Linked DNA regions of Homo sapiens: all the other regions are linked to region 3. A link is a contact called in ENCODE Hi-C data. All regions are on one chromosome and are shown on one strand. The core of a region is the stretch at or near the end of the contact, and the rest is flanking DNA. Distances in the headings are between cores, read along the strand shown. Region 1 overlaps LINC01478 (long intergenic non-protein coding RNA 1478). Region 2 overlaps LOC105372093 (a long non-coding RNA gene). Region 3 overlaps LOC105372091 (a long non-coding RNA gene).

Region 1 (2,700 bases), core at 37-2,536, 600 kb after region 3:
CATACACTAATATCACTGTCAGCCAAGTGGCACATTTTTCTATGTAATCCATCTCTGGAAAGCAAGGGTCTTTGGCTCCCACCTCTTGGTGAATCTCTAGGATCTGTGAGTGCTGCAGACTCAAACTTCTCATTATGTCCAAGGGTAGGACTTGTCCCCTGTGACTGCTCACTCTGGCCCAAAGAAAATTCTGTTTCTTTGCCATGAGAAATGATGATTTAGGGGCATCATCTCTCTACTGTCCCCTAAATGTGTTTTATCCCATGGTACAGAAGAAAGAGGGGGTATATCATCAGATGGACTTCGCTGTAACTGACTCTCTGATGGTGGGACAATTATCCAAGTGTCAGTACCCTCGTTTGTAAGATGATGACATTGACGCTTAACTCTTAGACCATGGTAAGGATTAAGAATAATACCTGAATTGCTTTGTGGCCACAACATTTATCTACTTCTGTTCTCAGAACTGAGGTTGAGTTGTGAAGCAACAAAATAACAACTTAGCTCAGAGGCTATCTTGAGATATAGTTCTAGGTATTTCAAATGTGGCTAAAATGGGGAGCTGAGGCCAAGAGTGTCATCCCACACAGTTCCTGGAATATCTGTCCGCTCATATCAAATATTTCAAAACTGGGGACTCATTGAGCCCAACCTGTAAACTTTTAAAGTTCCAATGATCATTCTTTGGCCAGTATAGTCACTTGTGTTGTCAATTAATTTTAAGCACCACCTTTCTTCTGGGTTTTGTAGACAACTTTCTTCTACCTCCTATTCTTGGGCAATTCCTTACTCTTCAAGCTTGCATTTTAGCATTGGGTTTCTTTCTCAGATGTTAATGCTTACACTAATGGTTGTTGGTTCTAGAAATCATTATTATTCCTTTGAATTAGCAAATGTTTTCCAAATAGCTTGCTAAAGAGGAACTGGCACTTTCTTTTCCTCTTTCCTTTCTCGTCAAGAATGCTCTGGGTTCACAGCAACCACTGGAGCCTGTCAGCATGCCCATCAGACTGCAAACCAGCCCAGCTGAGGGGAGCACTTGCGGGAAGTTCTCAGGGTCTGCCTGTTTGGTTTGCCTCTTCCTGTTTGCCTTGTAGCTTTAAATAATGCGGTTGCTTCACAACCACTTGTTTTTTGAGTAGGGAACAGGGCATATTTTTCTAGCAGATAAAATGACTTCCCACCATTCACTCTTTGTTATTTCCCCTTTCTGAAGGGCAGTCTGATGAATGCAGGGCAATGTGTAATACATGTTTTCCTGTTTTCTGCTCTTTCTCCATTGGGCTTGTCAGTCAGTCGTGGGCTTGGTTCTGAGGAGGATGTGGCATTCATGAGAAAGAAGTCAAAGAGCGTTTGTGTGATTAACCTTCTCAGAGAGCACATATTCTGACTCCGTGTGAAGATCAGGTTCCAGGGACAGTTAACAATACCCATGATGCTCAATATACAAACCATGAGATGAGAAGTCAGTCATTAATAAAAGGGAGTCATAGAAACTCAGTATTACATCACTATTTCCTGAGATATCATATCAGACAACCTCTGTAGTAACCCACTGGTGAATTGTGATATGATATTGTTGATGAGACACTAATCAAGTGCTTAAATTTACTATGGAGAAAAATAGAGAAAATAATGTGTTTAGGGTCTAGGCCATTTTGGCAAAAGTTCTTTGACCATTCATCATTTCTGATCTTACATCCCACAACGAAAATTTCCCTCTGTATCATTGCCCCCATCTTCTTTGCTGAAGGCTCAGTATCTAGCCAGCTTTCTATCTCAGTTAAGCTTTACCCTTCTATTAGCAAATTTTGGAGCCCCTTTCTGCCTCTAGAGGTTGGTTAATATCTACTAGTTCCAGGGGAGAAGATTGATGTTGCCCACCTGTCTCATTCCAGTGGTATTGAGTGGAAGTAGTTGTCTGAGTAGCAACTAGGAATATAAATTGTTTTTCAGCACTGCATTCATAATGCCAGTTTTTCAAATTAAATTTTTATAAAAAAAATCAATGTAGCTTTAATTTATATTTCCTAAATACATTAAAAATAAGGTATGGGTAGGTAATGGATTCAGGCCATGGGTAGTTCTGGTTTGTGAAATCATTCAGGGTCATACTGAATAAGAAAATTTTGTTTATGTGGTGGGATCTTAGAAGGTCTCCTAATTCAATATGTCAACAGCCTACCTAGTTTGCAATCATAGTTACCACTTAGTTTATTCTAAAACCTCTTTTGATAAGAAAGCCTTTCTCACTGGATATGCAAATATCTTATTATAAATGAACATTTATTTTAGGACACAGGAATAGGACTAGATACAAAGTTGAGTAGTGAGGAAAATGACTAAGGGAAGGGTATTGAGTGTAAAGATGAGGTATATTGGGTGTACAGTTTTTGCTTAATACATATTTTTTTTCCAAAAACTGTCCCCTTGACATATCTTGGCAAGATAAATGCAATGTGGTAATCAAATCAGGTGCTGGGCTCCGAGGCCCCAGATGGAGGGTCATGAGTCAGTCATCATTCCTTGGTCACTCCTGATGGCAACAAGCAATGAAAACCCATCTTCAAACCTCTACAGAGGCACCAGCTGTTCCCTTTACCCCTTCTAGTGTGAAGGAGCCACATCAGCCAAGTATGATAATCTCCTCCTGCTGCTCTGTCATTCTCTTCAGTTGGGATGATCATGAAGGAAAAAGGA
Region 2 (2,853 bases), core at 354-2,853, 580 kb before region 3:
GCCAGGAGAATTGGCCTTCTTAAGTCATTTGCGATGCAGGTAAAAATGCAGATACCCCATCACTTACTGAATCCCAATATCTTAGGGTTCAGGGGAGGTGCTAGAATCTGCATTTTGGTTAAACATTATCTTGCTTAGTACCCACCTCCTGGAATTAATTCCAGGCTTACAGGGATGCTGAAGTAGGGGTCCATCTGTCAGTAAATATGTATCCACGTGCCAGGCCTGGAATGGGGGCCATGAAAATACATAATCTGGCCCCTCAGAGGTTATAATGTGTTGGGGAAGATGAGTTATTCACAGGTTGTGGTGTGATGTGTTGGGCAGGAAGCCAAGTCATGGGGGTGCTCCCCACTCACACGCTCATGATTGGGTGAAATCCGGCTAAACATTGATTCAAAGAGCACCCAGGGGAGTATGCAGGGATGGGGAAAAAGCCAGCTACTCTTTCTGCCTTTCTCCAGTAGGGCGTTTCATGAGCTGATTATGAGTAGGGATCTGTCTGGGTCTTTCCTTTGCTCCAGCTGGAAAATCTACAAATATTTTGGTTGTGGGGTGCCTTCCTGGTTTGTTCCAGTCCCTGCACCATGGAGCCTGGGTGTGCTGGGTCTTCAGGATAGAAGGTGCCACCTCTCTCTGCACTTCCTTTGCTCCCTGGGGTGCTTGTCAAGTGAGTACCCCACAAGTGAGGCTCTGTGTATATTGGGGTGTTGTGTTGCTGTCTCATGCTGTCATGGGTGAGGAAGGAGTTTGAAAGCAGAGAACTAGCCCAGGGGGATCTTTGATGCTGCAGCCATGGGAGAGCAAGCTCCAGTTGCCACCAAGAGCTCAGCACAGGACCAGCTACGTAATTCATGGGGCCCAGTACAAAATGTAAATATGATTCATTTGTTCAAAAGCTATTAAGACTTGCAAGACACTGATGGGAGGACAGATGACAACAGAGAAGGCAATGCCTCTCTTTTGCTGGACATAACTTATAACTTTAGTATAACTGTGTCTGTCACTTACTCATTCACTGCGGGAGAGAGGCCCCAGTTAGGGGAATGTACAAAACTCATCGCTGTTCACAAGGAGTTCACAGTCTGTTCATGTTGAGAACCTGGGGCTAAGGCCAAGGAGCCACAGCGGGGCCTGGGAGAACAGGAAGCCAGTCCCTGAAGGCGGCTTGTGGCCCAGGAATGGTGATGGGTGCTCCAGCCACAGCCCAGACTCCCTGTCCTGCCCTCCAGGCTGTCACTTTAATCTTGTGTCCTGAGCTTTCCATCTTGCTGTATGCTAGGGTTAGAAACTAGCTAGGAATCAGTGTCTCTCTGGAAGCTTAAAAACAAGAACTACACACAGATGAGCAGAATAGGATTCACAGGTCTTTAGAGGGGCCAGGAACACAGCTTACATTTGTCCAAATCCAGAGGTTAAGAACTGTATGGTTACAGCCCTCCTCTGACCTCAGGGACAGAGACAATCTCCATTTGACAAAATCATGCTGCCTGGGGCTCCTCCCACTTGAGAGCTCTCTAGAGAATCTTCTCCCTGCAGCCCTGCACAGAGCAGCACAGCACAGCACCGAGCAGCCCCCACACCTTCTACTGATGGGGCCCCCTGGGGAGCTTTGGCAACCACCCCGGCCTGGGCCGCCCCTAAGGTTCTGATAGAGCTAGTCTGGGCTGTTGCCTGGGCCCCAGGGTTTGTAATGCTCTGCTGCCCGACTTGCCCACCTCCCCGCCCCATGACACCCCTTGAAACTACTGCTCAGGCCATGCCGTAAGAGACAGGTGGACCCTAGTGACCCAGACTGACCCATCAAGAAGCAAGCACTGGGGAGAGGAGTGAAAGCCACCCCATCCCTCTCCCAGCCCCAGCCCTGGCCCCACCAGACAGTTCAAAGAGGGGTGGAGCCTCACCCCATGGCAAAAACTGCTATTTTTTTTTTTTTTTTGCACTCTTCCTGTTACAGTACCAGCTGGCCGCCAGCACCTGCTCTCTACATGGCTCCATGTTCTGCTTTTCTCCACCTCTTTAACCCCTGACCACAGCTGTCTGCCTGCACAGGGCTCCCTGCATGGCTGTCTCAGTGGAGCTGCTTTTCTACGCCCACTGCCTGCCCATTGGCTTGCCCCCTTGCAATAACTGCTGTCATCACCATTTCCCAACTTCCACCTTCTGCCCCCATTCCAGGCCAGCCCTTAACCCCATCCTACCTGCTCACAGGGCACAGCTGCTGCTTCTCACTGGGGCCATGCCTCTGACCTCTAGCCAGCTCTGCCTGTGTCTGTGGTGCCTGACTGAGAGCAGCGTGGTCGGAGGGGCTCCGGACAACCCCCTGCTCCTCTTTTCTAGGGCCAAGGCGCTCACTCAGCAGGCTTCTAGGTCTAGGGCCAAAGCAAAACCTTGCTTTTGTGCTCAGCCTACTGAGCCGGATGTTACTGGTTAGTGGTTTTCTTTATCTAGTCTTCTTTGTGGTGCAGGGTGAGTCCCCAACAACAGTGAGAAAGAGAGAAACTTCACTTTAGAGGATTCTCTGTGCTGTCTGTGCTCCTCCTGCCTCAGTGCTCAGTGCTTCTCACTGCATCTCCTGGCAGGTCTACTACCCCTTATGCAAACCCACCTGGGAACTGAGGATGGGGACTGGGGTTTAACGGAGTGCTGAAGAGTGACTCAAATTAGAAACAGTTGGGGTCCAAGAAATAGGCAGCACCGTTGTTTTCCTGCCCCAGCTGCATGTTAGAATCACCCCAGGAGCTTTAAAAAAATTACCTGTGCCCAGGCCCATTGCTGGCTTAATTGGCCTGAGGTAGGGCCTGGCATCAGAATCAGAGGATCCTGATCTAACCAAGAGTAAGAACCTGTGCA
Region 3 (2,700 bases), core at 92-2,591:
AATCAGTACCAGAATGGTGCTATCACTAATCAAGACAGAGAGAACTGCAGAGGAGTCAGTTTTTGGGGAAAGGTCAGAGCTCAGTTTTTGACATATCAGTACCTTTCTGGTGGATCCAGTGCTGTGTGAGAAGGAGTCCTTGCAAGAGCCTCAGCCAAGGGTTCCAAACTATGAATAAGTAGTTATTCAGTGAGTCAGTCTATCTATCAGAAAATATTTGTTGCGCACTTACTGCATTCCAGGCAGTGTTCCAGGCTCTTAGGCTACAATAGTGACTAAGTCAAACCAATCCTCTTTTGTTATGGGCTTACCTTTTTGTGAAGGGATACAGAGGTAAAAGGTAGATGGTAAAAGATAAGATGGATGATAAAAAATAAGAATCTAGACCTTTATTCTCCTTATGTTAGTCAGCTATCCTTTGGTTATGAGCACTAGAAGACGGATGGATGGATGGATGGATGAATATAGATGAGTAGATGGGTAAGTGGATAAAGATATAATATGATATAATATGATAGATATACATGAGATGATTTCAGAAAGTGCTAAGTCCTATGAAGAAAATGAAACAGAACGAAAATAAATACATTTTAAGAAGAAGGACCCATTGTGGAAGCTGCTTTAGGCAGGGTGGCCAGGAAAGAATTATCTTAGAAACTGATACACAAACTGAGATCTAAATGACAAGGAACAGCCAGCTACAGCGAGATCTGGGAGAAAATATTCTAAGTTTAAAAGAGACGAAATCAAAGTCCTGAGCTGATGGTGTCCTTTGTGTGTCCAGGGCACAGAAGGAAGGCCAGTGAGGCTGGAGTGTGGTGAATATGGGACAGAGTGGTAGGAGGATTGGAAGAAGATACAGCGAAATAGGTAGGCAAGCGTCAGATCAGGTAGGACCTTCAGGCTGCAGGAGAAGTTTAGATTTTATTACAAATGTAAAGATAAATCACAGGAGGGATATCAACAGGAGGGTTTCCTAAGCTGATTTGTATTTTTGAAGATCTCTCCCATAGCTTTGTGAAGACTGGCCATATAATGAAACAACAGAGAGAAGAGAGGAACTGCTGGGCGGCTGTTGAAGTGGGTTGTAGCACTGAGATAACAGTTGTGGGATTTGGCAGCATATACTAGAGCCACTCTAGCCAATACAGTAGCTACGAGAGTGCCACATGTGACTCTTTCTATTTACATTTATGTTAATTAAAAATAAATTAAATTTTCAGTTTCTTAGTCACACTAGTCACATTGCAAGTGCTCCACAGCCACATGTGACTTGTGGCTTTTGTGTTGGACAGATATAGAACATTTTTGTCATCACAGGAAGTTCTACTGGGCAGTGCTGCTGCAGTGGTAAAGCCACAATGTCTCCATACCAACTAGCTGGAACAGCTGTAGATAAAGACAATGCAAGATTTTCACATCAGATAGATCATCAGGAAAGCAGAAACAGACCAAATGCTTCAGATTTTTTTTTAATCTAAAACAGGCAAAAGTTGATGTTGGTTTGATATCTTTCTTCTCCTATTTCTGTAAGATTATTGGATTATCACAGACTGGTGCTTTCTGACCTCCACAGTCCATATTCCTTCTGTATCTAGCCTTTTATCCTGATAAATTCCTAGTAAGAACCTAGACCTTTATTCTCCTTAGTCAGCTATCCTTTGGTTATGAGCACTAAAAGTCTATTCAAACTAGTTTAAATATTAGAAAGAAGTTATACATGTAAATATATAACTCATAGAACCCAATGGCTACATAATGGGGTATCATAGGACCTGCAGAGTTGGGAGATACTAAGAATTTCTCATCTCTGCTTCATTTTTCTGTCACAGATGAGCTTCTCTACTCGTGCACTCATCACGTAAATCAGAGCAGTACCCAAAAGTGGCCACACCCTTTGAATCTATATAGGTTTCTAGTTAAAGCACTGACACTCATTAATTTAATCTACTTAATCTAGGAGTTCCTTTTTAATTCTGAAAAGAGACATGGATTTCCTGAGCTTCATCTGGTGTAGTTAGCCATGGCATGGCTTGGGGAGCTTCTGGTACTTGGGGTTACATTTCAAAGAGGAGGTTCTCTAGAAGGTGGTGTGAATGAAGAAGAAACAGCAGTAAAGAAATGACTGCCATTTTTGCCAGTGTCCTGTTCTTACTCAGTATTCATGGAACCTAGTGAAGATTATACCAAAGCTACAACAGGCCAGACAGGCACCTATTAGTTATACATGTATTTAGCAATAAGCTTGGCATTCTAGAAGACATGAGTCCTATGCTGTAGGTATTTACTAATTGCTAGACATTCCTTAAGCAGAATCCTTACCTTCAGAGGAAGGAACCAAAAGGAATAAATCAGGCAATCAACCTTTGACTAGTGTTATTACAAGTAAAGGGAAAAGACTCAGAAAACTGGTAATTTCACAAAAGTATTGAGGGAGATAGATGTTCTTGTATCCATGACTACTCAGGCCTTCTCTGGTTTCATCCCTAATTCCTTGCTCTGAATTCAGATGGCTTCTTGCCATCTGACAAGATCACCTATGGTAACTTCTTGGTGGATGCTCATAACTAGAAGCTTGAAGACACAGGCTGTGGTTTCTTCATCCTTTATCCAAAGCACAGTTTCTGGCATAGTAGATGTCCCATAGATGTTAAATGCATGGGTGGATGGATGGATAATGATTAAAGCCTCAGTTGAAAA

The links. Hi-C counts contacts between places; a loop is a spot of excess contacts on that map. Pooled maps may share reads with other maps.
Region 1: a loop to region 3 is called in a map of natural killer cell, with 4 times the contacts of the local background. The contact joins two enhancer-like sites. A Hi-C loop is called at or near these places in 1 of 168 maps with a recorded cell type or tissue (natural killer cell), 2 of 37 single-sample maps with no recorded cell type and 4 of 50 pooled maps.
Region 2: a loop to region 3 is called in a pooled map, with 15 times the contacts of the local background. The contact joins two enhancer-like sites. A Hi-C loop is called at or near these places in 3 of 37 single-sample maps with no recorded cell type and 4 of 50 pooled maps.

Annotation. Positions count from the first base shown.
Region 1 is chr18:44,506,482-44,509,181 of GRCh38, reverse strand. All of the region lies in intron 2 of LINC01478 (long intergenic non-protein coding RNA 1478), which reads left to right. Among named protein-coding and RNA genes, the nearest start is that of LINC01478, 24 kb to the left of the region's middle. Within about 2 kb of position 1,286, at least 9 of the 41 ENCODE cell types and tissues checked have a DNase peak (open chromatin) inside an H3K27ac peak, as active enhancers do.
Region 2 is chr18:45,686,566-45,689,418 of GRCh38, reverse strand. The region is part of intron 7 of LOC105372093 (a long non-coding RNA gene); the gene reads left to right. Among named protein-coding and RNA genes, the nearest start is that of SLC14A1, 36 kb to the left of the region's middle. Within about 2 kb of position 1,603, at least 10 of the 41 ENCODE cell types and tissues checked have a DNase peak (open chromatin) inside an H3K27ac peak, as active enhancers do.
Region 3 is chr18:45,105,097-45,107,796 of GRCh38, reverse strand. The region is part of intron 3 of LOC105372091 (a long non-coding RNA gene); the gene reads left to right. Among named protein-coding and RNA genes, the nearest start is that of MIR4319, 140 kb to the right of the region's middle. Within about 2 kb of position 1,341, at least 4 of the 41 ENCODE cell types and tissues checked have a DNase peak (open chromatin) inside an H3K27ac peak, as active enhancers do.